Regions from separate parts of the Homo sapiens genome. Here region 2 is linked to region 1. Evidence: chromatin loops called from intact Hi-C (ENCODE). Cell type or tissue: heart left ventricle. All regions are shown on one strand. Each heading gives the region's core, and the rest is flanking DNA. Links, peaks and the distances in the headings are about the cores only.

Evidence for each region. Peaks named below come from ENCODE experiments on the same cell type or tissue, not always from the same donor. Only the 100,000 strongest peaks of a DNase experiment are listed, where the experiment ranks them.
Region 2: it touches region 1 in a loop (1.9-fold over the local background); 3 of 110 quality-filtered maps call a loop at or near these places.

Annotation. Positions count from the first base shown.
Region 1 is chr5:134,182,985-134,198,847 of GRCh38, forward strand. It overlaps PPP2CA (protein phosphatase 2 catalytic subunit alpha), which reads right to left. Exons shown (of 7, transcript NM_002715.4): 7 at 11,348-14,860. The coding sequence ends at 14,788. Among named protein-coding and RNA genes, the nearest start is that of SKP1, 14 kb to the left of the region's middle. In heart left ventricle, for the core only: no CTCF peak of the experiment used is centred there; no DNase peak of the experiment used is centred there; H3K27ac peaks cover 1,028 bases.
Region 2 is chr5:134,232,947-134,248,809 of GRCh38, forward strand. No RefSeq gene overlaps it. Among named protein-coding and RNA genes, the nearest start is that of PPP2CA-DT, 14 kb to the left of the region's middle. RefSeq lists an enhancer at 7,763-7,812. In heart left ventricle, for the core only: a CTCF peak has its summit at 9,437; a DNase peak (open chromatin) is centred at 9,365; H3K27ac peaks cover 6,485 bases.

The sequences.
Region 1 (15,863 bases), core at 7,564-15,563:
TCATGAGTGTATGTACATACAAAAATTCACTGAACTACAATTATGTTTGTATACTTTACTGCATGTAAATCATAACTCAGCAGAAAAGAGGGAGAAAGTTCGGGCATGGTGGCTCATGCCTGTAATCCCAGCACCTTGGGAGGCCAAGGTGGGCAGATCATCTGAGGTCAGGAGTTCGAGACCAACCTGGCCAACATGGTGAAACTCCCGTCTCTACAAAAATACAAAAAAAAATTAGCTAGGTATGATGGCAGGTGCCTGTAATCCCAGCTACTCGGGAGGCTAAGGCAGGAGAATCGCTTGAACCTGGGAGGCGGAGGTTGCAGTGAGCTGACATTGTGCCATTGCACTCTAGCCTGGGCGACAGAGCAAGACTCTGTTTCAAAAAAAAAAAGCGAGGAGGGAGTGACAATGTGTGAATGCATGTAACATTCTTAACATGATGCCAGTGTCAATTCCTGAAGGAAGTCTGAGCCCCTGGAGCCTTTCCTTCACATGGCTTCCCAACCCTTCAGAGCCAAGGCTGGAGGAATACAGGAGATGTTGGGAGGGAAGGTGAGGAATTTCTGCAAGGCCACAGGGAGGACTTACCTGCCCATGGGCCAAGAGTTCAACTAAGACCTTGGACAAAGCTACAGAAAGTTACAGCTTCCTTTCCTCTATCTGAGCCAGCCAGTGCAATACCTTCCCTGGTGGACTATGAACCTGCCCTTGGGAAGCTGCTGTGGAATCTCTAGGCAGAAGTGACATCTACACCTAAGTGGTGGAGGAAAACATTTCTTGACCCACATCTGTACCCTGCACCATCAGATTTCAGGAACCCCAGACTGCCTTGGGTCTAGGGTAGGTTGGAGAGTCTTGGCAAGCCAAAGTGGGCCTACCCATGAAGGAGGGACTGAACAGTAATCCTGCCCAAATCAGCAAGCCCATAAGCATAGCCACTAACATTCCTGGAGCATGGGCCTGCCAGATTACCGAGCTAAGCTCTTTCTTTATAATGTTTTAATCTCACAGCAACCCTAGGAGGTGGTTACTATTATAATCTGCATTTTACAGGAGAGATGCCAAGGCTGAGATGGGTTAAGTAATCAGCCCCAGGCCATAGAGCAGGAAAATGGGGAGGTGGGATTTGAACCTAGGTCTGGCTAACTCACCACAGATGAGTCTGACTTCACGGAAGAGCATGAGCTACACCCACCTCTCTCCAAGGAGAGAAGACCATAGGAGTGCACAGTGCCCCCCATGTGCTCAGAGTTGCCATGCTGGGCCCAAGCTAAGGCAGTGACAGGGACGGGATTGCTCTAGAGTCCGTCTGGTCCAGGTCAACCCCCAAGAACTACCAGTACTGACTGGCTCTGACCAACAGATGGCACCAGAGAGCCAGGTGGCTGTCCCAAGGGTGCATCTTCACTGAGCCTGCCCTCTTCCAGGCTTGCCCTCTGGCCCCTCCAAAGGTTGCCCTCTCTCCCCTCCAGGACGCAGACTCCTGTCCAGAAACCCAGTCTGGCCACCAGAGGCTGAATGCCAGTGCAACTTAATCCCATGTCCACAGCGTGACCATGGAAGTAGCCCCCAGCCATCTGGGTCACAGTGTCCCTCTGTGAAATGTAGAGTTTGACAGAGACCTGTGAAATGCAGGACCTGGTAGCAGGGCCAGAAAGACTCAGTTAGGAGCAGAGCAGTGCAGTACAATGCAGCGAGGACTCCTTCACAGATGAGAAAACAATGACAGGCATCACCTATCATCACCGGCTAAGTCTCCCTACCCCTCTGCCCAGAGGACCCCAGCACCAATATGTCGTCTGGAGCCAGCACACTGGGGCAAAGACTACCAGAGAGAAATTGCAATTTAAAAACTCTGCAAAGCCCAGCCAGTCAGCCACCCATGGAGCTCCAGGCAGGCCGACTTGCTGAACATCCCAGGAGCTAGACTGGGATCATCAGTGAGGTAGTCAAGTATGACGTGGGTATGTCTTGCAAGCCAAGTGCCTGACTGTTAACTGCGCAGTCAGGAAGGCCTGTCTGCCAAGGGACTACTGAGTGGCAGGGATTTCTCCAGGAAAATCTCTGAGTCTAGGCCCAGCAAGCTGCTGATATAGACCATGCCAGTCAGTCATTCAGTGAATATTTGTTTACCACCCTCTCCCCATCATGTTGCAGACAGTGGTAAAGAAGAGAAGGATTTTTGCCTTCAGGGAGCTTACCATCTAGTGGGTTCAATGTGATAAGCACAAATAAGAGAATGTTAGGTGGATAAATACTGAGAAGAAAACAAAGTGGGGTTATAAAGGGAGAAGAGGGCAATACATTTAAGCAGAAACCTGCATAAGAAGGCCCCAGCCACAGAAAGAGATGGAAAAAGTGTCTCTAAAAATGAGTTTGGTATGTCCCAGGAACAGTATGGCTAATATGGTTAGAGATTAATGAATGGGGGGAGAGTGAAAACAGATGAGGGCAGAAGAGCAGGTAAGGACCAAATCATGAAAAGCTCTGTGAAGAAAGTGGAATTTCATCCCATTTTCTTTTCTTTTTTTTTTTTTTTTTTAAGATGGAGTCTCATTCTCTTGCCCAGGCTGGAGTGCAGTGGTGTCTCGGCTCACTGCAACCTCTGGCTCCGGGGTTCAAGCGATTCTTCTGCCTCAGCCTCCTGAGTAGCTGGGATTACAGGCGCCCACCACCATGCCCGGCTAATTTTTGTATTTTTAGTAGAGACGGGGTTTCACCATGTTGGCCAGGCTGGTCTCGAACTCCTGACCTCAAGTGATCCACCCACCTCAGCCTCCCAAAGTGCTAGGATTACAGGCGTGATTACAGCCGCTGGCCACTTCATCCCATTTTCATTAAGTAGCCTCAGGTGATGGAAGGTAAGCAGCATGTGGCAGGATCCGCTTTACAGTATAGAAAGAGCGCTCTTGTGATTGTGTGAGTGGATTGTAGTGGGTGGAAGAAGAGAAGCCGCAAGACCTTTCAGAAGGCTTGGACCAGGACAGGGTTATTAGAGATAAAAGAGAAAGATGTATTTGGAGGTGTAGCTAATGAACCACATGTGGAGGATGAGAGAAACAGGTGTCAAGGATAACTGCATGAATGGTGGTACTATTCATGGTGGTACTAAGATAGGAAACACCAGGATTTGGGGTGGAAGGTGTTTGGGAGATCAGGAATTGTTTGAGATGCACGTTAGACATCTGAGTCATGTCAAGTAGGCAGTTGAATACTTAACAGGAGTGCAGGGGAGAAGTTGGGCTAAGGATACAAACTGGGACTCTTCAGCATATAGACAGGGCTAGATGAGATCACCTGGAAGAGGAGAGAAAAAGTCGTGTGAGTACTAAGCCTTGGGTCATTTCCATATTTAGAGGATGGGAAGAACTGGCAAAGGAGTCTGGAAAGCAGCAGTCAAAAAGGCAGGAGGGGCTAGGCGCCGTGGCTCATGCCTACTTTGGGAGGCCGAGGCAGGAGGATCGCTTGAGCTCTAGAGTTCACGACCAGCCTGGGCAACATTGTGAGATCCAGTCTCTATAAAAAATTTAAAAATTAGCTGGGCATGGTCACACACGCCTATAGTCCCAGCTACTCTGGAGGCTGAAGTGGGAAGATCGCCCGAGTCTGGGAGGTTGAGGTTGCAGTGAGATAAAATCATGCCTCTACACTCCAGCCTGGAAGAATCCTTCTCAAAAAAAAAAAAAAAAAAAAAAGTAGGAGGAAAACAAGCAAATGTAGTGTAATGGTAGACAAGGAAAGAAACTATATCTGGGAAATTGTTTTGGTCAATCATTTCAAATGCTAAAAACAAAATTAAAGTCAGAAAAAACATCTACTATACTTGGCAATGGGAAAATCACCTTGATAAAGCTGTAATTTCAGTGGGGTGGTGTGTTGAGAAAAGTGTGATATGAGAAGGTGGACAGAGGACACAGTTCTTTCAAAGAGCTTTGCTAAGAGCAGTATAGAAAAAGGGCAGGCACTTAAAGGGACTGTGAAGTCAAAGGAGTCTGTTTTTAGGATTGAAGATACAGAGCCATGTTGTATGCTGATAGGAATAATCCAATTGAGGAGGCCAAGGATAGAGGTACAGCTGCAGAAAGATTGCTGGATGTTGGCTGGGAGGGGTGGCTCACACCTGTAATCCCAGCACTTTGGGAGATTGAGGCGGGCAGATCACCTGAGGTCAGGAGTTTGAGACCAGCCTGGCCAATATGGTGAAAACACGTCTCTACTAAAAATACAAAAAATTAGCCGGGCGTGGTGGCGCACGCCTGTAGTCCCAGCTATTCAGGAGGCTGAGGCAGGAGAATCACTCAAACCCAGGAGGCGGAGGTTGCAGTGAGCCAAGATCATGCCACTACACTCGAGCATGGCAACAAGTGTGAAACTCCGTCTCAAAAAAAAAAAAAGATTGCTGAATGTGATGGCAGGAAGAAGAGAGACACTATCGACTGTGCCCTGAAGTATTAATATTGGCGAGGTTATAAGTGTTATAGAGTACAGAGAGGAGGTGGCAATTTGAGAAGAGACCGTGTTAATCAGTCCTTTTGAAGCCCAAGAATCTAAGGAAGTGTAGAGGACTATCCAGCAGTAACTGGTCCATCTGACATTTGTGTGAGTCCCACCAGTACAGCTGTGTCCATTCCTCTAGCCACATCCTGCCACTCAGCTGTAGGCAGCAGGCTCTGGTCAGAACAGCACAGCCTGGACTACAGCAGTCTCTCAAACAGCAGCTTCCCCACCGCTGCCCCAGATGGCGGAAATTTCTAGGAATGTTATCAGGTCATGGTCAGTGCTTTTCTACAAACTACACTTCCGCATTCTCTTTCAAAACAAGTGATTTTTCACCTTGTGATAAACAGCATCTAATGCAGATTGGTGAGAAGGAATAGCTCCTTCTCATCCTTTAGGTCTCAGCTCAGTGTCACCTCCTCAGAGACCACCAGCCTAAATAGTACGTTAAATTTACATTAAAACTTATTTTAAAAATTTAACAGCCATCACATCAAGACATACGATTGCCATCAGCCAAAAAAATTGTCAAAATTCACAAACTTGAGTTGGGCAGTAAGCAATGTGCACAACAGTATGTGGAAGTTTTGGCTAGAAGGGTACCTCCTTTTACCCTCTGGCCTCCTGTCTTGCTTTTTCTTCATAGTACATTATTCCTATTGGAGTTTTATATTTGTCTCTCTTGGGTGTTCACTGCACAAGGGCACTTTGTCTTGTACACCGCTTGTGCCTAATGCCTGGCACATAACAGGTGCACAGTAAGTAGCTGCTGAATACCACTCAGCTCAGCTGGTGCCTGGTGGTGGCTTACTTACCCAGTGGAAGTTACTCAAATACCATGGCAACATCTCTTCTTGCCCACTTCACTTGCTGTGCTCTCCCAGATGGCAGCAGCCCCTTACTACATACACCCTGGCTAAGACCTAAGCCCTCTTGCTAGAACCTCTCACCCCTCAACACACACCCACCTTGCTTCACCCCTTTCTTCCTATTCTAATAAATTTAACCCTCTGTTCTCCTTCTTAGATCTTTGCCTTCCTGTCCTTTGCCTTGAGACTTAAGAAGCCTTGGAGTCCTCACAAACGAGAGCATGTAGCACAAACCTTGGAACCTTGGGAGCTGGGGGTCTCAGTTATAGACTTAATGCAAAGACTGGTTCCTGTGGATGCATGACTGCAAGCCAGGCAGCAGGTAGTCTTAGAGCTCAGGTCTGAGTAAATTCGCCCAGTTACCACTTCCCCACCCCCAAGATCCCAGCTGAGAGCCAAAGCAGAGCCTGGATTTTGTCTGGTTGATAAGGGTGGGAAAGGCACAGAACCCACATTGGGGGTGACCAACTGTTCTGGTTTCAAAGCTCTACTGGCTGGGGCAGTGGCTCACGCCTGTAATCCCAGCACTTTGGGAGGCATAGGCGGGTGGATCACCTGAGGTCAGGAGTTTGAGACCAGCCTGGCTAATATGGTGAAACCCCATTTCTTCTAAAAATACAAAAAATTAGCCAGGTGTGGTGGCGTACACTTGTAATCCCAGCTACTTGGGAGGCTGAGGCAGGAGAATCACTTGAACCTAGGAGGTAGAGGTTGCAGTGAGCCGAGATTGTGTCATTGCACTCCAGCTTGGGCAACAAGAATGAAACTCCATCTCAAAAAAAAAAAAAAAAAAAGAAGAAGAAGAAGAAGAAAGCAAGATCTGCTTCCTGGAAAACCTTCAAGTTCTAAGCAACCAGGTCAACTGGTCACCCTATATTGGAGCTGTGCCCAACCGTGGCCACACATTAACAAGCTGGTGAGTTTACTTAGTTTTGCCTCCATGTTTAACTACTTCAGGAACCCATCATACTTCCACCAACTCACTACTGTTACTTTAAAAATAAAAGCTCACACTGGTTAATACCAAAGATGCTAAATGAAAATATGCTATGTGCGGAATGGTGTCTGTTACCATTTGTTTTAAAAGGGCGAGGAGTATTGCTCCCAGAGAAACAATTTAATACACATCATCATGAAGGAAGACTAGAGCACAACCACCCTACACACAGCAGACTTGCTGATATGACTGTGAAAACATCCACAACCATTAGTAGTAACCACCTCAGACCAATAAGGCTGGAGGGGAAACTTTTTTTGTATTCATCTCTATTGCTTTACTACAAGCATGTATTTTATATTAATACGAGTAGAAAAGATCCATTTTTTAAAAAGAATGTGCACTCATACAGATTAGAGATGGGCATTGTTCATAGGGTCAAGTCCTCCGTATCAGAATTTGTTAACTGGCCATCAGGACACCAGACAAGAAAGTAAGTTGGTCTTGGCTTCTGGCTCCTCTCAGATTAGAAGGTAAGGGTCTTCAGAAGGAGGGGAAGATGGTCAGGTGATGACAGGCTAGCATGAGATTTCATTCATTACTACAACTGTCAGCCTAAAGAGCTGACTAGTTTCCAGTAGTCTTGTACAGAATCCCAGAAGTTTATAAAAGAGTCTAAAAAACTCAGGTCATTCAAGAAAACCCACAATTCAGTTGGGAATTCAGATAAAAAATGGAGGAATTATGCCACTTAGATGAATTTTTAAAAGTTAGGGATGGGGTGCTCCACTCCATATATACTTTCTGGTTTTCCTTTAGTATTTGTTAATGCGGGTCCACTGTGAAAATTCTTTTATCTTCAAGAGCAATTGTTAGGCTGTGGTGGTTCAGCTGAACCTCACCTAACTCCCCTTCAAACTCTGGCTCAAATAAATGCCCTTGAGACACAAAGGTTAGTCCATGAACTCTTTTTTTTTTTTTTTTTTTTGAGACGAGTCTCACTGTGTCACCCAGGCTGGAGTGCAGTGGTGCGATCTCAGCTCACTGCAACCTCCACCTCCCGGGTTCAAGCAATTCTCTGCCTCAGCCTCCCGAGTGGCTGGGATTACAGGTGCCCGCCACCACACCTGGCTAATTTTTTTTTTTTTTAATTTTTAGTAGAGGTGGGGTTTCACCATCTTGGCCAGGCTGGTCTTGAACTCCTGACCTTGTGATCCACCCGCCTCAGCCTCCCAAAGTGCTGGGATTACAGGCGTGAGCCACTGTGCCCGGCAGTCCATGAACTCTTGAGAATGCTGTAACCAGGCTACCTGACTTGGGCCAACACTCAAAAGGCCCAGCATGCAAGCCTTCCTCACCACACACTCCCCAAAGGGCCCATCACACACCTAGCTTCCTGAATGGGGCTAAGCGACACATCTAAACCCTAAAGCTGTGTAGGCTATTGCCCACCCTTCAAACACCACTAATAAGAATTTCAGCAAAGGCAAGAGAAACCTAATGCTTCCTGAAAATCAGGAACTCTGCGATCAGAATGCCTGAATAGCAGAACCTTCTCTGCTCTTCTCAACAGAGTTGAGAAAACTCAATAATTCATGTAACATGCTTGGCACATGGAAATGCTCAGTGCTAGACAATATTCACTATAAGCTAATTCTGTCATTTCAAAGATTGAACATTCAGTAGCTACTACTGTCCTAAGTCATTGTGAATTCAACTCAACCCTTCACAGCAATTATTTCAGCACTGAGTGCACTGGAAACCCAAGCTGGTTCAGGATATGTCAGCTATTGCCTTTTCAAGACTGCAACGTCAAATTGATGTATTTCAGAAGCCATGAATCACTTACTCTATACTCTTTTAACATACCAAATGCTGTAGGCCATCTGCCACTCAGGTAGATAGCAGAAATGTCCAACTGCTGCCAAAAGGTGGTTTAAGCAAATACATTTTGAAAATCCAAAAGATGTCTACTCATATTCCCAGCCCTACTTTAAAAATCCTGGCTTCTCATTTCTAGAGTATGGTTATTTTTCCTAGGATCTGTGGTGAAACTAGAAAAACCCAAAGACCAACAAAGCTATCACAATACCCTAAAGAAATCCAGAGCCAAGACTAAAATTAAGGGCAAAACCTGGTGCGGTGGCAACAGGCCAAGAGGCCATACCAGGTCGGACATCACCTGGATCCTTCCAGAGGCCATGAGAGCCATACTGCCATCCCAAAAATCTTGACTCATATTTAAATTGCCTACATCCCTTTACCCTACAACCAGTTTCAGTGCAGCTCTGAGGAGGAGCAGTGGGCTAAGCCTTGGGTTTGTCTTTGCATCCTAATTTTAGTCATAGATCAATGAAAAGATGAAACTTAAAATGGTAGTTTTATACATTTCAACCAAGGTAGAGATGAATGTGGTTTTGGAAAACAAAGGATGTTCAAGACCAAATACATTATACAGTTTCTCCTCCCGCTCCTCTGCCTGCTGCATGCAATACATACTCAAGACCTTCACTGCAAAGGGACTTACATTGCAAGTTGGACTCAACAGCAGGAGTACATTCTGCAGATTTTACATCTGGTATATTTCACCACACCATGTAACCTACTTTCTGATATGTTTGGATATACCTGACCTTAAAGCTCCCCTTTGACCAGGCCTGCCAAACCCAATTACTAGCTCTTGCTCCTATCCCCAGGTTCCAATGCCATACTCAGAGCAGTTCTAGAACTGCAAAAAGCCTAATGATTAGTCTCCTTGCAGATCAGAAGGTATGCTAAGCCTTGAGGTAGAGGCACTCAACAGCTTTGGGCATTTCTAATAGCTTTAATTAGACATTCCATTGTGGTCTTCCATAGTGTTCTATGGAGCAAGCACTCTTAACTTCCTATCACGATTCTGGCCTTTGACTTCCACCATCAGTAATCTTGCTTGCTGGTGGCTACAGCCTACCACTGCACTAAGGAAGAACAGCTAAATTATTTCTTGGAAGAAAGCTTTTAAAAATATATTTTTTCGAGACAAGAGTCTCGCAGTCTGGAGTGCAATGGCGCGATCTCAGCTCACTGCAACCTCTGCTTCCCGGTTTCAAGCGATTTAGTCTCACCCTCCCAACTAGCTGGTACTACAGGTAAGTGCCATCACACCCAGCTAGTTGTTTTTTTAGTGGAGACAGGATTTCACCATGTTGGCCAGGCTCATCTTCAACTCCAGGCTCAAGTGATCCACCCACCTCGGACTCCCAAAGTGATAGGATTACAGGCGGGAGCCACTGTGCCCAGCAGGAAGAACACATTAAAGTCCTTCCCACTAACAACACTGAATGGTTGAGAAGATTGTACACCATGGCTGAGGCTATCTCAAAATAGATTCCGAAGGGACCCAAGTAGTAAAATAAGAGCAGTGGTTTGCAGCATTAGCAGCATCGTACGCAGAGTAGACAAAATCCTGGCTACTTCTCACAAGCCTGTTGAGGATACAAACTAGTCATCCCTCAGTAATCTTGGGAGACTGGATCCAGGACACCTCCCTTGGATAGTCAAGTCTGGAAGTCAGTCCCCTTTACCAGTGGGTTCTGCATTCAAGAATACTGCATTTTTTGGCCAGGCGCGGTGGCTCATGCCTGTAATCCCAGCACTTTGGGAGGCTGAGGCAGGTGGATCGCCTGAGGTTGGGAGTTTCATACCACCCTGGCCAACATGGTGAAACCGTCTCTACTAAAAATACAAAATTAACTGGGCGTAGTGAGCCACGCCTGTAATCCCAGCTACTTGGGAAGCTGAGGCAGGAGACTTGCTTGAACTCGGGAGGCACAGGTTGCAGTGAGCCAAGATCGTGCCACTGCACCCCAACCCGGGTGACAGAGAGAGACTCCGTCTCAGGGGGAAAAAAAAAAGAACACTGCATTTTCAATCCCAGGTTGGTTGACTCCATTGACTCATTTGATGCAAACTCTGTGGATACTGATGGCTGGCTATACTTTAAATTATGGATTACTCATAATACCTAAACAATGAAATTGCTATGTATATAGTTATACTGTGTTTTTTTTTTTTAGACAGAGTCTTGCTCTGTTGCCCAGGCTGAAGTGCAGTGGCTCTATCTTGGCTCACTGCAACCTCCACCTCCCAGATTCAAGTGATTCTCCTGCCTCAGCCTCCTGAGTAGCTGGGATTACAGGCACACGCCACCATGCCCAGCTAATTCTTATAGTTTTAGTAGAGACGGGGTTTCACCATGTTGGCCAGGCTGGTCTTGAACTCCTGACCTCCGGTGATCCCCCCACCCCTGCCTCCGCCTCCTAAAGTGCCGGGATTATGGGCATGAGCCACTGCTCCTGGCCACTGTATTGGTTTTTATTGGTTCCTTTTCCCAAAAATATTTTCAGTCCATGGTTGGCTGAATTCTCAGATGTGGAACCCTTGACTATGGAGGGCCGACTGCACTTAATTAAATTCAACCTCAGACATGAGGGTTTGTGCTTTTCCTTAAAAAACAAAAAAGTGTGACTTTTTCCAGCATTCACTCATTAGCTATAATTATTTCCTCTTTCACTCTTGGGAATGAGGAATTCTGGTCCAGGCATGACAGCAAATACAAAACAAACTGGGGTCTGTTGCCTATATCACTTACTTGGTTACCACTGATCTTTGTATGTTCAACTTTTAAACAATTCAAACACAGTCCACATTTTTCTTTCCTCAAATTTATATACCAGCTGATAAAAATACATTTCAATCTATTTACAGGACAGCACTGCCTACAAGCCAACAATGCTGTGTTAGCAACATCCCATTTTTTTCTAGACAGTAGTACTTGTGCAATTAAATATATATAATAAAAAGTAGAAATAAAATGTACTTATATTCCTAAAACATAAAGCTTTAAATGTAATTGGAAAAAATATAGAAATCACCAGGCATGCCCAAAATAATACATCTACAACCTTCATAAGGCTATTTGCTAAAACAGATGTATACTTGTGAAGGGAAAAAAATCTAAATTAAAAAAGTTTATGAAGACTAGAAATATGTCAAAACAATGTGTGAGGACGAAGGCTTTAATGCAAAATAGCTTTAGCTCACAGAACCAAAATCCATCTGAAAACAAACAAGCCTATTACCAAACTATAGGTTACTAAACTATAGGCCCATTTCTAAGAACACATTTATGGTTGGAAGCAAAGGAATATTTATACTAAACAGGTAAAAGTCACCACTGAAACAGAGAGTCGCACGGTACATTTTAATTCCTTATCAACATCCATGAACCACCACCATGTATCCCAATTTTCTTAAGTATGTACTTAGGAAACAGCAGTGAGGTGTTTTTGTTTTTTGAGATGGAGTTTTGCTCTTTTTGCCCAGGCTGGAGTGCAATGGCACGATCTGGGCTCACTGTAACCTCCTCCTCCTGAGTTCAAGTGATTCTCCTGCCTCAGCCTCCCAAGTAGCTGGGATTACAGGCTCCTGCCACCACACCGGTCAGTTTTGTATTTTTAATAGAGATGGGGTTTCACCACGCTGGCCAGGCTGGTCTCGATCTCCTGACATCAGGTGATCCACCCACCCCGGCCTCCCCAAGTGCTGGGATTACAGGCATGAGCCACCGCGCCTGGCTGTTTTTAACCCTAGATGTAAATTAGAATCACTTGGGAAACTTAAAAAATGTATGCCTGGGCCCTCCTCCAGCAATTTAAATCAGAATCTCTGTAGGCATCAAAGCTGAGAACCACAGAAATAACTATCCTTTTCCTGAGCTAAGTCCTTCTTGAAACTAATCTAATATTGACAAACTTCTATTTAAGAAATACCGACTACAACCAACAAATGTTTAATATGCAGCAAATGAAAAAATCATGTCTAGGATACTCAACCCAAGACATGAGCACATCATGTACAAATTCATTGTAAACTTACAAAATAAGTTTCAAAATTTCTGCAAGCCCTCACTATACAAACTCAGAATCCTCTTTATTTTTGAGACAGGGTCTGGCTCTGTCACCCAGACTGGAGTACAGTGGCACAATCTCAGCCCACTGCAACCTCCATCTCCTGGGCTCAGGCGATCCTCTCACCTCAGCCTCCCAAGTAGCTGGGACTATGGTATGCCACCAAGCCCGGCTGATTTTCATATTTTTTGTAGAGATGGGGTTTTGCCATGTTGGCCAGGCTGCTCTTCAACTCCTGACCTCAAGGGATCCACCCACCCTGGTCTCCCAAAGTGCTGGGATTACAGGCATGAGCCACTGTGCCAGGCCTGTTCTTAGGGAAAGCTTTTTAGGTTTATTAATGAAAATCCTAATGTTACTAATTGAGACATCAGTTAACACCCAACTTAGTGATTCCCATCCAACCATAATTATGTATTTTTCAAGAAAATACATAATTTACTAACACATTTTCCTTACCATAGCCATTTTCAAAAGAAGGTAGGGTACTAACACTTTCCAGTTTAGATGGCCAAAGCCCGGTCAGTCTCTATAATTAAACAATTATTTTAAACCCTAGTTATGCTAAAACCAAGCTATTCTTATCACAAGTCCCATTCTGCTAACCACAAAATTTAGAGAATTTGTACCTGGAAGATACCACCACGTGTCAATTACAATATACGTATTCCTTGGTCAATTCTGATATCACAGGACCGGAAAAAATAGCTGCTTGGTGTCTAGATTGTTTGGGTATTAAAACCACTGCACATGGATAAGCTATTTGTTCAGTCGGAGAGAAAGGGCATAGAGTGACAGAGCAACAAAAAGACACACAGAGAATGTATTTCTTGTGAAAGAAAAGAATGAAATGAAATGAAATGTAGAAACCCTAATGGCCTTTTGCTTTGGAAAATTAACTCCACAAGCCACTAAAAATACTATCAATTAGATCAGAAAAGACATTCGGTATGTATGTGTTCCTCAAGCATTTTAGAAAGGGGATATGCTATAACTTCCCTGTTGGTTCCAGATTCAACACAGCACAAAGCAAGAAAACTTTTATTTACTACACTCACAAGTATGATTAAGTGTTCCTGTTTACTCTGGTAGGTTAAAATATCAAATATTAGTTCCCACAGAAGAACTTTTTTTTAAACATCTAATCCTATTCGAAGGATAAAAGGGGAAAAACTCATTAAATGTTGAACACTGCCACTTTAAGTACCATTTTTGTCTTCGGGTGAATGTACATAAGACTAAATCATGATCCAACAATAGTTTTCTATTTGGTTTCACTAGTATCACTCAAAGAACTTGACACAGGCTAATGCTTTAACACTTTCTTATCTGAGACAAATTTAACTCTAAGAACATATGACTCAACAATGTACAAAGATTTAAGAATTTGCCAATCTGTCAATCATTTTAAAGAGTCCATATAATATACACATAGCAATATAATATTCATAACCAGAAACTGCACTAAGTAAACACATCATTTAGTTTAAGCTCTACCTGAAAACATGCTGTTTTATTAAAACAAAACCCAAAGACTTAAATCTCAAGTTATATGGTTTTACAATTAAGTCTTACTGAAGCAGCACAGATTTCCTTTCTTACAAACAAGTTAATATGCAGGAAGAACCCACAAAGTGCACACCAACAATGTGACAAATTGTAATATGTGAAATACAAATAAATCCTGAAGTTAATCTGAAGAATGTCAAGGAGTTACCAGAGAGGTTATGTAGTGCCCTTGATTTTTATTTTACCTACAAGTCTACAAATTCTAAAATTTACTCAATTGATTTAACTTTTTTAATAAACAGCACCAGTCTTGCCCATTGATACAATTAAAATTTGACCTTCTCAGTTCTTAGTTCACAAGTTTATTATGAAAAACACTGCAGTGCTCTTGTGCAGTCACATCGTCTTACAGGAAGGGGAAAAAACAGTTCTGTTCAAAACAACTCACCAGGTTCTGACAATAACAAAGAACAACATGGGGCTGAGATTTGAGTAGGGAATAAACTGAGTGCAGACAAATCATATAATTAAATTAAACGGTATCCCTGAAAATAAAAAGAACAATTTCAAAACTCACAAGTAGAAGGGAGGCCTTGGTAATTATTTTTAAAAATGTTCATTAAGCTCCAATGATTGTTTGCTGCTATCCTTATCTACAGTCATGCTGAGTAAAGCTATAGCTAAATGGAAGTTAAATTGTATTCACGAGGTGTTAATGTTTACATCTTATTATCTGCAGTCTCTCAGAGAAAGCAAAAGTAACTACAAATAGCGCTATGCCAGAAACTGGTTTCTTGACCAACAATGTCGCTTCAGCATGCAATGAACTGGTTCATTCTAAAGTGGTCACGGCTGTTGATGACAAGAGGCTTTGTATTTTTATATGGCACATCTTTTGGTCCATGTGAAAACAAGTTTTTTGAATGTTAACTATTTTCTGACACTTTGGAGTTACTGTTGCTCTTCCCATTTCCATTAGGTCGATATATGGTTCATGGCAATACTGTACAAGTTTAAAATTTCATTACAGGAAGTAGTCTGGGGTACGACGAGTAACATGTGGCTCGCCTCTACGAGGTGCTGGGTCAAACTGCAAGCTGAAAAACAAGACCGATTCATGGTTTATGTTCCACGACCTCCATGTAGTGACAATCAAGATCAAGAACATGAGTCTTCCAAACTTTACACTTCCTATTCAATTTTGGCTTGTCTTAATGTAACAGAACCTTAATGATAATGGTCTGTTAACTGTACTCCCCTTGAAAGAGTCAAGGCAACTTCAGCCACAGAGACTATGCTTTTATAAAAACATGGTTTTTACCTTGACTGAAATTTCAAACAAAACAAAACAAAACATGGTTGGCCGGGCGCAGTGGCTCACGCCTGTAATCCCAGCACTTTGGGAGGCTGAGGCGGGCGGATCACGAGGTCAGGAGATCAAGACCATCCTGGCTACCACGGTGAAACCCCATATCTACTAAAAAAATACAAAAAAATTAGCCGGGCGTGGTGGCAGACGCCTGTAATCCCAGCTACTCGGGAGGCTGAGGCAGGAGAATGGTGTGAACCCGGGAGGCAGAGCTTGCAGTCAGCCAAGATCGCACCACTGCACTCCAGCCTGGGTGACAGAGTGAGACTCCGTCTCAAAAAACAAACAAACAACAAAAAAACACAAAACATGGTTTTAAAAGTGAAAAACCTAGTAATTCATACGAAGATCTATATATAATAAGTTCCTGTTGGTGTGTTTCAATGTAGATCCATTAAAAAAAAAACAAAACTTAAAAATAAAAGTTGGAATCTGACATAGCATAATCCCTTAATAAACACTTTTTTGAGACGAAGTCTCGCTCTGTTGCCCAGGCTGGAACGCAGTGGCGCGATCTTGGCTCACTGCAACCTCTGCCTCCCGGATTCATGCCATTCTCCTGCCTCAGCCTCCTGAGTAGCTGGGATTACAGGCAGGCGCCACCATGCTGGGCTAATTTTTGTATTTTTAGTAGAGAAGGGGTTTCACCATGTTGGTCAGGCTTGTCTCGAACTCCTGATCTCAGGTGATCCACCCGAGCCTTCCAAAGTACTGGGATTACAGGCATGAGC
Region 2 (15,863 bases), core at 4,871-12,870, 47 kb after region 1:
GCCCATACAAGATGTTCCCTAGAGACTTACAGAAACACTGTGGAGGAGAGAGATGTTTTGCAGGGAGCCAGAGGGGAAATCTGTTTATATTTTATTCTTTATTTTCCAGATTAAGCAGTTTACCAGTGTTCTACCTTGATACCTGACAAAATTTAAAAATTAGATTCACCAAAGCAGGCGAATTTCCAAGCACAGAGGTATCTAAACAGTGCTATGAAATTCATTTGCAAAGATAGAAACATAGGTCCATACTGCTCTCCTGTCTGATGGAAGAAAAAGAAACTCTCCTCTCATAGGAGTGTTTGTTCTCTGGCCAATAGAGGGAACACCAAACAGGAAGACCCCTCCATTACTAAGTACTTCTATGCTCATGTTTAAATTGTGATTCTGGAAGATGGTAATGGAGTTGAGTCCCCAGGCAAAAGAAGGAACAGATAGTATATGTGAAAAAGAGAAACTGATGGGTGATTTCGTGTCTACAAGTTGATGGTTGGTTCTTAGAGGAAGGATGGCTAATCAGTTGTCTCCATCTTTGCAGGAACAGGCAAGAGAAAATGAGCCTCTGTCAAGGAGTAACAGTAATAAGGGCCAGCATTTATTAAGCACGTACTACATGTTAAAACTCTTCTAAGTGTTTTCCATGTATTCTTCCTTTTTTTTTTTTAGACAGAGTCTCGCTCTTGTTGCCCAGGCTGGAGTGCAGTGGTGTGATCTCAGCTCACTGCAACCTCTGCCTTCTGGGTTCAAGCGATTCTCGTGCCTCAGCCTCCTGAGTAGCTGGGATTACAGGAATGCACCACCATGCCTGGCTAATTTTTGCATTTTTAGTAGAGACAGGGTTTCACCATCTTGGCCAGGCTGGTCTCGAACTCCTGACCTCAAGTGATCCGCCCACCTCGGCCTCCCAGTGTGCTGAGATTACAAGCGTGTGACCCCACCTGGTCATGTAACTCATGTCCTTACAGGTTCTGACTTGGTGAGCAGCCTGTGGGCCAGCCCCACCACATAAGCCTTCTACTCCCTAAATACACTCATTCTCTCTTCCACTCTCTTCTCCCCATACCATCCTCATTTGCCCTCTTCTGGTGTACCCCCTTTCTTTTTCCTCTCCTTCTTTCCCTCCTATTCCCCAACATGTCCAGCTTTCTGGGATAACTCATAGGCACTATTTGGTTCCTCTTTTGGTACTCAGAATCAAAAGGGCTGCTGGTCCCTGACCTACACCTTTCTAAGCCACCTTTTTGTGAATGAGATCATCCACAGTCCACCACAGGCTGAGCACAGACAGCTTAGGAAGAAATGAAAAAAAATCCTAAAAACAAATTGCCGGCCGGCGCAGTGGCTCATGTCTGTAATCCCAGCACTTTGGGAGGCTGAGGCAGGTAGATCACGAGGTCAGGAGTTCAAGACCAGCTTGGCCAACATAGTGAAACCCCCATCTCTACTAAAAATACAAAAAAATTAGCTGGGCATGGTGGTGCATGCCTGTAGTCCCAGCTACTTGGGAGGTGGAGGCAGGAGAATCGCTTGAACCTTGGAGGTGGAGGTTGCAGTGGGCCGAGATCGTGCCACTCCACTCCAGCTTGAACAACAGAGTGAGACTTCGTCTCCAAAACAAAAACAAAAAACCAAAAAAACCCAAATTGCCCTGTCTAGACTCAGTGTTCTCTGTGCACATCAGGGAATATCAGTTGCCCTGTTACACTGGTTTGTCTTGCCTTTTTAAATCAAGTAAACAACACAATGTGGACAGCACTCTCTTCCTTTTAGCAACCAGTTGTAGAATAAGGAGAGCTGGGTTCAATCTCCTTATTCACCATCAATCTGAATGACTTTGAACACATCCTCTCCCATCAGTTTCCCCATCCAACAACGCAAAAATTGGTCTATATTAGAGAGTTCTCAATTTAGGATTCATGGGTAGGTTCAGCAGGGGGGTCCATCAACTCTGAAAAAATAATGTATGGAAATTTTGTGTTTTTTAATGGAAATTCTTATTGAGATTATTTATTTGTTTATTTATTTATTTATTTTTGAGACAGAGTCTCGCTCTTGTTGCCCAGGCTGGAATGCATTGGTGTGATCTTGGCTCACTGCAAACTCCGGGTTGCAAACTCACGATGCAAACTCACGGGTTGAAGCGATTCTCCCACCTCAGCCTCCCAAGTAGCCTGGATTACAGGCACCCACCACCACACCCTGCTAATTTTTTAATTTTTAGTAGAGACAGGGTTTCACCATGTTGGCCAGGCTGGTCTTGAACTCCTGACCTCAGGTGATCCACCTGCCTTGGCCTCCCAAAGTGCTGGGATTATAGGCATGAGCCACCGGGCCTGGCCAAGATTATTTTTATTTATTTATTTATTTAAGACAGAGTTTTGCTCTTGTCACCCAGGGTGGAGTGCAGTTGCACAATCTTGGCTCACTGCAACCTCTGCCTCCTGGGTTCAAGCAATTCCTCCACCTCAGCCTCCTGAGTAGCTGGGATTACAGGTGCATACCACCATGCCTGGCTAATTTTTGTATTTTTAGTAGAGACAGGGTTTCACCATCTTGTCCAGGCTTGTCTCGAACTCCTGACCTCAGGTGATCTGCCCACCTCGGCCTCCCAAAGTACTGATATTACAGGCGTGAGCCACCACACCTGGCCTTATTGAGATAATTTTAGATTCACATGCATCTATAAGAAATAATACAGAGAGATCCCAGTTTCTCAGTGGTAACATCTTGCAGTATTATAGTACCATATCACAACTTGGAAATTGATATTGATTCAATTCACCTATCTTATTCAGATTTCCCCAGTTTTACATGCACATAATTGTGTGTGTGTTAGTATGGGTATTTAGTGCTATGCAATTGGGAATTTTCTTTTGCATGTGCTTTTTTTTTTTCTGGGGAAAGTTTCTTAGCTTTCATCAGATTCTCTCAAGCATCAGAGATCCAAAAAGGGGTTTGAGTCCCAGCTCTGGGAAATCTAGAAGACCATTCCTGAACCTCCATAGCTCTCTATTTCAGCAATCAACATTTAATTAGCAATTACCCCACAGCAGGCATAGGAATGCATATGAAGGAGAGGTGGTAGAGAGGGGTGCTGAGAAAGGAGGGCAAGCCCGAAGTTGCATACTACACTGTCTACCGAGCTTATGCTCAGGGGAGACACACAGTCCAACAGGCAAACAAATTATTTATTAAACATGCACAGAAGAGGGATGGCCCTGTTGCTTGGGGAAGCTGGGAAGTATTTCCACAGAAGCTGATGGTTTAGTTACATCTTGGAGGATAATCCAGAATTTTTCAGCTGAGGAGAGAAGAATTAATTGTTAAAATCATTCCCTCCAATCAGATCTATTCTAGATGTTTTGAAGAAAACATAGGAAACCATGCCTACATTTGTTTATTGTACAATGTTAAGGTGTCAGATTCAACTCCCATGTGCTGGTGCTGAGGCCAAGAGATTTTTTCCCCCTGAGTCTGTTTTCCACTATCTTGTCCAAATTGGATACCAGAGCCTGTCTGCTTAGCTTGAGAAAGGCATTTTATCTCTGGTGCCTTGATGACATTAGAGCTTATATTTAAAGCATGAGTGATGAGAAGAGACCAAAGCTGAGACCTTGGCTCTGTCCCATCCATAGAGCTCTCTCCTCCTCTGCATCGAAGGCTCTAGAAGCCAGTCCTGCATTGTCTGGTGGGAGCCCGAGCTGGTCAGAGCCATGAGTAAAACATCTCTGCCCTCCAGTTGACTCTCCAGTCACTGGGATCTCCTATTCTCTCAAGAGCTCATCAGAAATCCTCAGGGGGGCAAGAAATAAACATTTAAAAAAAGAAAAGAAAACCTTGTGGAGGGGCCAGGCGCAGTGGCTCATGCCTGTAACCTCAGCACTTTGGGAGGCCAAGGTGAGCAGATCGCTCAAGCTCAGGAGTTTGAGACAAGCCTGAGCAACATGGCAAAACCCCGTCTCTACTAAAAATCCAAAATTTAGGCAGGCGTGGTGGTGGGCAACTGTTGTCCCAGCTACTTGGGAGGTTGAGGTGTGAGGATTGCTTGAGTCCAGCAGGTGGAGGTTGCAGTGAGCAGAGATGGCGCCACTGCACTCCAGCCTGGGCAACAGAGCAAGACTCTGTCTCAAAAAAAAAGGAAAGAAAAAAAAAGAAACCCTCAGGGGCTTGGGCACTGGGGCTCCTCCATGTCTGTCCTCTCTATATTCGCTGGTTAGCTGCCTTGTGTCGGCTCTGGCTCAGACACCCCAAGGGGGCCTCTTTCTCTGTGTGAATTTCAGGTTCCTCATCAGGCCATTCAGTTCCCAGTACTGTTCTAGGAGAAATCATCTGAGTGTAGCCATTTCTGGGTTTGGGAGACCAAGACTCTACCATTGGGTACCCTTTGAAGAACCCTCTAGAAGCCCGATTCTAGAGGGTACCATTTCTGCACCATTTCTTATCATCCGTGTCCTCATGCAAGCTGTTTATCCCCTTAAATCTTAGTATCTTCATCTGTAACATGGGGATCATAATAGTACTATCCTCATAGGATTATTTTAAGCTTTAAATTAATTTCTGTAAAATTCTTAGCATATAAGTACTCTATCTACATTAGTTATTACTAACATCTATTTTTATAATATGATTATTTTTGGTTATTAAAAAAACCTTCACGGCTGGACGTGGTGGCTCATGCCTGTAATCCCAGCACTTTGGGAGGCCTAGGTTGGCGGATCACTTGAGGTCAGGAGTTCGAGACCAGCCTGGCCAACATGGTGAAACCCCGTCTCTACTAAAAAAAATATGAAAACAACAACAACAAAAAACCTTCAACAAGAAAAAAAAATTAATCTTCACTATAGCAAATTTGTGAACTACTGCAAGTTTAAGGAAGAAACAATCATAACATCCAGAGATAAGTGCTATTATCATTTTGATGTACAGTATTCCCAGCTTAATTTTTTCTTGCTTTTTTTTTTTTTCTCTTTTTTTTTTGAGATGGAGTCTTGCTCTGTCGCCCAGGCTGGAGTGCAGTGGCGCTATCTCAGCTCGCTGCAGCCTCTGCCTCTGGGTTTCAAGTGATTCTCCTGCCTCAGGCTCCCAAGTAGCTGAGATTACAGGCACAGGCCACCATGCCTGGCTAATTTTTTTATTTTTGGTAGAAATGGGGCTTCATCATGTTGGCCAGGCTGGTGTCAAACTCCTGACCTCTAGTGATCCACCCCCCTCAGCCTCCCAAAGTGCTGGGATTACAGGTGTGAGCTACCGCTCCTGGCTGTCTTTTTGTTTTTGTTTTTTGTTTGTTTGTTTGTTTTGAGACATCGTCTTGCTCTGTCACCCAGGCTGGAGTGCAATGGCATGTTCACAGCTCACTGTAGCCTTGACCTCCTGGGCTCAAGTGATCTTCCCACCTCTGCCTCCTGAGTAGCTGGGACCACAGGCGCTTGCCGCTGCACCTGGCTAATTTTTGTATTTTTTGTAGAGATGAGGTCTCACTATGTTATCCAGGCTGGTCTCAAACTCCTGGGCTCAAGTGATCCTCCACCTCAGCCTCCCAAAATGCTAGGATTACAGATGTGAGCCACTGTGCCCAGCCCTTCCTTCCCAGCTTTTTTGGTGCATATATATACTTAGGGAAAATTAAAAACTGGGTTCATATTGTGTACTGTGTTATTCAACTGACATATTATGAGCATTTTCTCATATACTTAGATACTATTAGAAAATAATATTTTTAGAGAGTACCTAGTTTTCTAGCACATTGATATAACCCAATTTATATAACTAATCTATTAGTTTGGTATTAGATTATTTAGATTATTTCCTATATTTATATTTATAAATACTGTGGTAAATGTTCTTGTTCATAAATTTTTGTATGCATCTCTGCTTATTTCCTTAAGATAAATGCTTAGAAGTGAATTGACTGACTACACAAAATGCTATACCCTGTTTTTGTTTTTTTAATGTCAGGTATACAGAATTAGATTAACCAGAATGCTTGGTTCATGGTTCACTCTCATAACTGGCATATGGATGGCCTGGTTTTGTTAATTTAGGTGGTAAATTCATTAATAACGTAATCAGTACCTGTGAATTTATAACCCCAAACAAAAGCTAGGACCTTGACAAAACTAATATCTAACCATAGTTCCTCCTGCCCCCACTGCCCCATCTCCTTGCTCCCCACCCCAGACAATCATCCTGAATCCTGTGCTCATTTCCTTGCTTTCCTTTTTATATAGTTTTATTATACCTGTATATATTCCTTTTTTTTTTGAGACAAAGTCTCACTTTATTGTCCAGGCTGGAGTGCAATGGCATGATCTCGGCTCACTGCAACCTCTGCCTCCTGGGTTCCTGCCTCAGCCTTCCCAGTAGCCGGGATTATAGCTGTGTCCCACCACACCTGGCTAACTTGTATTTTTATTTTTATTTATTTATTTTTTTGAGACGGAGTCTCGCTCTGTCACCCAGGCTGGAGTGCAGTGGCATGATCTCAGCTCACTGCAAACTCCACCTCCCAGTTCAAGCGATTCTCCCGCCCCAGCCTCCTGAGTAGCTGGGACTACAGGCGCGCACCAACACATCTGGCTAATTTTTGTATTTTCAGTAGAGACGGGATTTCACCATATTGGCCAGGCTGGTCTTGAACTCCTGACCTCGTCATCCGCCCACCTCGGCCACCCAAAGTGCTGGGATTACAGGCATGAGCCACTGCTCCTGACAACTTTTGTATTTTTAGTAGAGACAGGGTTTCACCGTATTGCCTAGGCTGGTCTCGAACTCCTGACCTCAAGTGATCCACCCCGCCTCGGCCTCCCAAAGTGCTGAGATTACAGGCGTGAGCCACCACGCCTGGCCAATATCTGTACATATTCCTAAAGAATAGTTTTTAAATTGTTCTGAGTTTCATAAAAAAGGATATTATGTTGTATGTAATCTTTCAGGATTTATTTTATTTTTCACTTGATATTTTGCTAAAATCCGTCTGTATCATTGCATTTCACTGTAGTTCATTCATTTTGACTGATGTAAAATAATCCAATACATAAATATACCGCAGTTTATAATCTACTCTCTTACTGATGGGCAACTGCATTGTTTCTAGGATTTAGTTCTTGCGCACGCTGCTATTATGAACATTATTGTCAATGTCTCCTGTTGTACCCGTGCAAGCATTTCTCTAGAAAATCAATTGACGCTTCCCCCAGCCATGGATGAGAGAGCCTCTGGATCCATATCCTCTGGTATTGATGTTTCCATGGTTTGGGATCTATGTTGTCAAGTTGCTTTCCAGGTGGTTAGATCAGTTTGCCTCTCCTCCAGCAATGCAGGAGAATGCCCATTGCCCCAAACTCCTTCCAACACTGGGAATCTTTAAAAGATTTTTGACCATTTCATAGGAGAAAGATAACATCTCCCTGCTGTTTAACTTTGTGGTAAGGTACTGACTGTTTCAGAAGCTGAGCGAGAAGGGATTTGGTTCAGAGAATCGTTCCCAGTCTGATAATTTCAGTGATATTTCTGGAACTGATTACCCAGTGGCTCAGATGCTTTCCCATGTCCTGAAAGAGGTGACACTGTTGGAAGGAGGGAGTGAGGGGGGCCAGGATGGGAAACAAGCCCAATCACCACAGTGCAAGCTTGTCTTCTGGTCCCAGCCCCTGCCAATGTCAGATCACTTTTTCTCCTAATGAAATAGGCATTATCTCCCCCTACTCCCCACCCGAGAAAAGCCAGTATAATTCTACCCTTTGTTATTTGAATTGATAAATTTAAACCTCCTTCCCTCTCTGCAGTAAAAGAACTTTCTATTTTGGGCTCGGTGACATAGCCAACACCAAGCAGAGAGCAGCAGGCTGCAGCATGAGTTAATAGTTTTTCTTCAAGGGAGAGCGAATCCATAAGCAAACAGAAGGCCCTTCCAAACTGTGTCGTCTGCATAGCAACATGCAGCCCATTCGCCTGTCTTTATGCTGACGAATATATTTCTGAAAGGCTGAAAATTGAATACTACCTAATCTTCAGAGGAAGCTGGTGCATTAATTCTGAATTAATCAGGTTTCTTAATTCCAATCAATTTCCCTCCTCCCCACCCTGTGTACCTAACACTGGAATAGGTACTGTCAGGGAAGGGAATTCTGTTTTCAAGTGGATTTCTAGTCACCAAAGATTTAAGGAGTGCCCAAAACATTTTTCCTAAGAATATGACTTTCTCTGCTAGTCTGTTTCCATGCATGAAATCCCCCATATTGGGGTAGAATCCTGGGTCTTACAAGCCCCCAGGCATGCATAGAGGCATGTTCAGTTTTTCTTATGGGAAGTTTTCAATACTCACAAAAGTAGAGATAATAATATAATAAACACCCATTACCTATTGCTTGGCCTCAACGATTAACAATATATGGCAGTCTTGTTTTATCTATACCCCACCCCTCCCTCACCATCATTTTAAAGCAAATTTTAAAGCAAATCATGGTTATCTTCATATTTAAATACTATAAATTCTATAACAAATAAGGACTTTTTTCAATAACCACTATGTCACATATAAAACAATTAAAAATAATTCCTAATATCAACTGGTATCCAGCCAGAAATCAATTTGCCCTGACTTTCCTAAATGTCATTCTGTAATAGTTTATTCTAATCAGAAGCAAAACAATGTCATTTGTATTTGTTATATCTCTTATGTCTTTTTTAGTTTATAACATACATATGTGTGTGTGTATATATATGTGGGCATGTATATATGTGTATGTGTATTATTTTTCTTGTTGTTTTGTTTTTGTTTTTTGAGACAGGATCTCTCCCTGTTGCCCAAGCTAAAGTATAGTGGCACAATTATAGCTCACTGTAGCCTCAAATTCCTGGGCTCAAGCGATCCTCCCACCTCGGCTTCTCTAGTAGCTGGGACTACAGGCACATACTCCCATGCCCAGGTATTTTTTATTTTATTTTTTTCTGGAGACAGGATCTTACTGTGTTGTCCAGGCTGGCCTTGAACTCTTGATTTCAAGTGATCCTCCCACCTTGGCCTCCCAAAGTTCTAGAGATTACAGGCCTGAACCACTGTGCCCAGCCTTAATTTATAACAATTCTTCCTTTTTTTTTTATAGCCCTACTTTTTGGTGTTGTTGAAGATAATGGGTCTTTTAGTTATTATTGCTGTGTAACAAGCCACCCCAAACTTAGTGGCATAAAATAACAACCCATTTATTGTGTTTACAGAGTCTATGGGTCAGGAATTCAGAAAGGACCCAGTTGGGGATGGCTTCTCTCAGCTCCAAGCTGTCTAGGGACTCAGCTGGGAAGATTCAGCCTGAGGATGACTTCACAACTGGGAGCTAGAAGCAGCTGAAGTCTTGTTTACTCACGTGTCAGTGGCTGGGCCTGACGCATTCAAAAACTAGGACTGCTGACCACAGCGCCTACACATGGCCTCTCTCTGTGCCTTGGCTTTCTCACAGAATGGCAAGTTAAACTTCTTACATAGCAGCTTAGGTCTACAAATGCAAGTGTTCCAGCCACAAGGTGGATGCTGTATCACTTTCCTTTTTGAGATGGAGTCTTACTCTGTCACTCGGGCTGGAGTGCAGTGGCACCATCTCGGCTCACTGCAACCTCCGCCTCCCAGGTTCAAGTGATTCTTCTGCCTCAGCCTCCCGAGTAGCTGGGATTATAGGCATGCACCACCACGCCCAGCTAATTTTTTGTATTTTTAGTAGAGACAGGGTTTCACCATGTTGGCCAGGCTGGTCTCGAACTCCTGACCTCAGGTGATCCACCCACCTCGACCTCCCAAAGTGCTGGGATTACAGGTGTGAGCCACCGTGCCTGGCTGCTGTATCACTTTTTATAACCTAACCTCAGAAATCACAGAGTGTTAGTTTTGCTGTCTTCTGTTGGGTACAAGTCACAAGCTTCCCCAGACTCAAAGAGAGTGGAATCAGACTCTACCTTTAGAGTAGCAAAGTTCCAAAAGAGCACGTAGGGTGGGCAATATTATTGCCCCCATTGGAGATTAGGACCATCAGTTGAGCCTGCCTTTCCTCCACCAGCCAGGAAAGATGTTGCAAACAATGGAAGCCTGGTGGAAGAGAGAAAGGGTGGAGTTTGTTTGCAGGGCCATATCCTACAGTTGTACATACTGTGCCATGAACAGCCAAGGAGACGAGCTGAGATGAATCCAGCTCTACTTGCCACACCTGTGCCTTACTGTGGGACTGCATCTCCAGGATGAAGAAGCACCTTTTCTAATATGCATAGATACCATATAGGCAAGAGGAGTCCTCACATGGATGGTAAAAGGTCATTTAACCTAACTTGAAATTATTGGGTATCTATGGAACACATGCTACTTTAGAGAATACTAGGGCTTGTTTCAGCTTAAGAGGCACACACAAGTAGGCCAAGAAATATCTTAGAGTATCTCAAAAATGATGCTGGGTTGACTCAAATGTTGTTTTAAAATTGTGTAACTTTTTTTTTTTTTTTTTTTTGAGACAGAGTCTTGCTCTGTTGCCCAGGCTGGAGTGCAGTGGCATGATCTTGGCTCACTGCAACCTCCGCCTCCCAGGTTCAAGCGATTCTCCTGTCTCAGCCTCCCAAGTAGCTGGGACTACAGGTGCCTGCCATCACACCCAGCTAATTTTTGTATTTTTAGTAGAGTTGGGGTTTCAACTTTTTGGTCAGACTGGTCTCCAACTCCTGACCTCAGGTGATCCACCTGCCTCGGCCTCCCAATGTGCTGGGATTACAGGCGTAAGCCACCACGCCTGGCCCTAAAATGGTGTAATTTTTAGCACCAGGTACTTTTTATTTATTTATTTTGTTTTAGAGTTAGGGTCTCACTCCGTCACCCAGGCTGGTGTGTAGTGGCACAATCATAGCTCACTGCAGCCTTGAACTCCTGGGCTCGACTGCTCCTCCCACCTCAGGCTCCCAAGTGGCGAGGACTACAGGTGTGTGCCACCATGCCAGGCTAATTTTAAAATTTTTGTAGTGACATTGTGTTACCCAGGCTGGTCTTGAACTCCTGGGCTCAAGCAATCCTCCTTCCTCAGCCTCCCAAAGTGCTGGGATTACAGGCTTGAGCCACCATGCCTGGCTCCACCAGGTACTTTTTGATTGCATTGGTCTAGAATGTTCTAGACCTATCTTTGAAGAAGCTGAGGCACTGTATCTCAATGCCTGAGGGACTAGCCCTATCCACATATTGCCAGCCTTGGCTCGATGCAAAAAGTGGGCACAGGATTTCTAGGAAACCAGCCCAAACAGAATTAGGGGTTTTCTTTTATTCTTTGTGGTGCTTATTCCTCATTAACATAGCTTTTGCATTTTAGTTAGATCCCCAAGAAAGTACATGGTTTCATTTCTGTTTATGGGCATCAGGAAACTTTAAAAAACTACAGATAAAACGAGGTAACTTTCAAATATTTTAAAGAGCTGGAAAAGCCAGCACAGTGGCGTTCAGCTAGTAGTGCTAGCTACTGAGGAGGCTGAAACGGGGGGATCACTTGAGCCCAGGAGTTTGAGACTGTAGTGTGCAATGATTGTGCCTGTGAATAGCCACTGCATTCGAGCTTGGGCAACATAGTGAGACCTGTGTCTCTTAAAAAAAAAAAAAAAGAGCAAGATAGCAAAAGAGCAAGACAGCATCATATATCCCTGAGTTTGATAAAGGTCAGCGTGTTATAAGACAGCTCACAGAATCCAGGTGTAAATTTCTGTCAATAAGATTATTAAAAAGCTATGATCATGCTGTTAAAGCCATGCTAGTGGTCAACAGCTGGGTCGAGGAAAACGTCAAATGGCAAGGCCCAGAGCACTTAAGAAAAAAAAGAAATTATTAGGGCTCAGGTATAGAGTATTAAGTTAATCGCACTTTTCAGTTCATGGCTCATTATACTATGATCAGTCCATCCAAAGCCCCTTACTTTTCTTTTATTTTTTTTTTTAGACGGAGTTTTGCTTTTGTCGCCAAGGCTGGAGTGCAATGGTGCAAATATATACATATATATATATATATATATATATATATATATATTTTTTTTTTTTTTGGTTTGTATGTATGCATTCATGTGAAGTGTTGTCATGCCCAGGGTCAGGTTCTGGTCCATGCTGAGGTCCGAAGGCAGTGGGTGGATGGGTGGCAGATAGCTGAAAGAACACTCAGAGGGCTGCAGGCAGATGAAGTATGGTTTTATTCAGCGGCTCTCTTACACCGTCTGTCTCTGTCTTGGCTGCTTGCTCTGGCTCTGCGGCTCCTGCCGCTCCCACACACAGCTGCACAGCCAGCTCTCCCTATGGGGTCAGCAGCTTAACTCTTTCTCTCTCTGGGCACAAGTCAAGCCGAGCCCTGGCTCCCCTCTGTCCATCTACTAGATGGAGAGCTTTGGCTCTCTCTCTTTCTCTGGGTGTGTGCTGTATGCACAGTGTCAGCAAGGCAGTTGTACCTTATACGAACAATAGTGGCTCCGAGCTAGGTGATGAGCCTTCCCATGTTATGGCTACATAACTGTGATTATATTACAAATGGAGTTATGCACCGGCATGCCAATCCCACTGAGTCATGCAGGATGTTTACCTTGGTCTATCCTTGACCAAAGCACATCCATGTACCTTACAAGTGTGTTGTTTGGTTTGCATGTATTTTAATTTACATTAGTATTATTGTGTTATATATCTCATTCTGTCTTCCTTTTTTTCACTTCTCACTTTGTTTTTAAGACCTATGTATGTTAGGCCAGGCATGGTGGCTCATGCCTGTAATCCCAGCACTTTGGGAGGCTAAGGCAGCAGGATCACTTGAGCTCAGGAGTTGAAGACCAGCCTGGGCAACATGGTGAGACCCTGTCTCTACAAAAAATATAAAAGTTTGCCAGGCATGTGGTGCTTGCCTGTAGTCCCAACTACTTGGGAGGCTGAAGTGGGAGGACCAGGAAGTCGAAGCTGCAGTGAGCTGAGATCATGTCACTGCACTCCAGCCTGGGCAACAGAGTGAGATCCTGTCTTAACAAAACAAAAACAAAAACAAAAACAAACCCTATACATCTTGCTATGTAAACATCTAGTCCATGATTCTGACTGCTGCAGAGTACTCCATAGTGTGCACCCGCCACATTTGTCCTCTCTGCTTCCCCAGTACTGGGCACCCCCAAGTGCCTCCAACTTCCCACCACCAAGACAATGCTACCATAAGCAGCCACATGTGTGATTCATTTTGGGCCCATGTGGGAATCTTTAGGCAGTCTCTTGCTTATATGGTGTATTTATGTGCCTCAGAAAAGGCACCTTTTCAGCCAGGCATGGTGGCTCACACCTATAATCCCAGCACTTTGGGAGGCCGAGGTGGGTGGATCACAAGGTCAGGAGTTCGAGACCAGCCTGGCCAACATAGCGAAACCCCATCTCTACTAAAAAAAAAAATAATACAAAAATTAGCCGGGCATGGTGGTGTGCGCCTGTAGTCCCAGCTACTAGGGAGGCTGAGGCAGGAGAATCACTTGAACCCAGGAGGCGGAGGTTGCAGTGAGCCAAGATCGTGCCACTGCACTCCAGCTTGGGCAACTGAGCGAGACTTCTTCTCAAAAAAAAAAAAAAAAAAGGCACCTTTTCCTCCTGAAGGATGCAGCCCCAACAGTAAAGCTGAAGGTTCAGCAATGTGGAGCTCAGGTTGGGTTTCAGCTCCTACTCACTCCCTCAGGTGGAGCCTAGTTGAGGATATAGTCTGTAAAACTGTGGGACGTGGCCCCGCAAACAAACATCCCCTCATTCTCACTTCCACCAGGTTTCTGTTTGCAACATCTGTCCTGGTTGGTATAGGAAAGGGGAGGGTGTCAATTGACACAGAAATCTCATCATAGAATATGCGTATACTTAATTTGACCGATCAGTGCCATATTGCAAGAGCACTTTATACATGGGCAGACAACACAGTTTATGTGCGTTCCACAGGAACTGGAAAGTCAGGTATGGCTGCAGCACACTGGTGGTAGAGCAGATGTGCCTGCCTGAGGCCAAGGTACTGCACTCGCCCACTTTGTCTTGGAGATGACAGAGAAACATCTTTTCCCTTAACACTACTGTCTTCTCATGTGTAGAACACAAGCAATGTGACTGGCCTCATATACCCAGGTCAGCAGCTCTGAGTGGCTCTGCCACAAGTGGTGGAGCTCTGGTCCTGAGCCATCCTGCGTTTGCCCTTTGGTGAGCAACCTGTGCCAGACACAAATAGAGACTGACAGTTCCCACTGAAGGACACCAGGACAGGCATAGATTCAGCCATCCAGGACAGTTCTATTAAACTGGTAAGGTTTAAAACTCATCAGAAATTCTTAGAATTCTTGAATTGATCTGAATTCCATTCAGATACATTTAAGCTCTCTTAAAACAACCATGTATGGAGGTAAATGAAGCACCTAAATTATAAAGAGAGCTGTTACTCATTTTCATGCTGATGTTTTCTCATGTCAAATGAGGATAATCACAATGATAACTTCTATAAGAAGACAGAAGACACAATTCATGATGTTTTCGGAAGGAATCAATGAATTTTTCAGGTGATTTCTGAAAGAGGATCCCAGAAATCAAACAATGACTATCTTTCTTGTGCTCATGAACTTAGAATTACACCTCAGGACTTACAATAAGCCTGGGTAACAGCCCATTACGCAAGGATGTGAATCACTCTGAATACCACAGCTATGACCATTATTATGGGCAATTATAAGTAAGCAAGGAGGTGGGCTTTGTAAAACAGTATGAAGGAACAGAGGGAGAAAGGTATACACCAGTATGTGCATAAACAAACAATCAGAATCCAGAAGATATTTACTACCAAGGGGACCTAAACATAAAAACCATAATATAAGCTCGGCATGCAGAAAGATGAGCACAGGTTAAAACCTGGAGACGGCTGCTATGTGACAGGACAGACACAGGGATTCACAAATGGCCTGGATGGTTCCCCTAAGACAAAGACATCCACCATCCAGTGGTGCCTGACCTATCCTTTTTGAAGGGCTCAGCATGGCTTTATTCCCTTCTATCCCTTGCCCCAGAAATGCATCACCCCCTCAGGGTCCTAGAGCCTACCTGTTCCTGCAGTGTCTCTTGGTTAGATCCCCGTCCCTATATCCTCAGAGTCATTAACTAACTCACATCTTTGGGCTCTTGATGTTCCATTTAAAAAGGTCAGCATTGGCTTCTACTCCATGTGAATCCAGAGTCAGCATCTTTCCCTGCTGTGTCAGCCCAGGCCCTGCTCTTTTATCTTGAAGAATCGGCTCCTGTAGCTCATTGCAAGGTCTCATTTTGAGTTTGGATTCTCAGGCTACCTTTACCATCCTCCCTTCGACTTGATTCAAAGTCTAAAGTGTGCCATGTTTGTTTATTTGTGTATTTATTTATTGGATTTAAAATATCTTTCTCCTGAGAGGCTCAAAGCTCATAAAAATTTTTCAAGGAGCAGCTACTTAATAATGATTAAGAAGTTATGCTACCATATGACTAATCCAGAAATAGGCCCAAATTAAGGCAAGGAAGATTTGAGTTGGCTCCTGAGGAAGTATTTGACAAAAGAGGAAACACAAGGTTGGACTAGGCTATGGGCACAGGACTTGATGGGAACTTCATCTCATCCTGGAGTTCTTCAAGGAGACAGAGCCGGGGATCTCACATAGGCTATACTCGAGGATTGCCTGCCTGCAAGCAGGGAAAAGCCAGGGCTCCTTTTATATCGGGGAAAACTTCAGAAGGGTGGCTAGGTGTTATACTTTCAAGCTATAATTCTGTATTCTTAATGATTGAAAAGCACCTATTTCTAGAGTAATAATTAGGACTGAGAGCCTGCCTAGGATTCCAAGAGCTCAAAT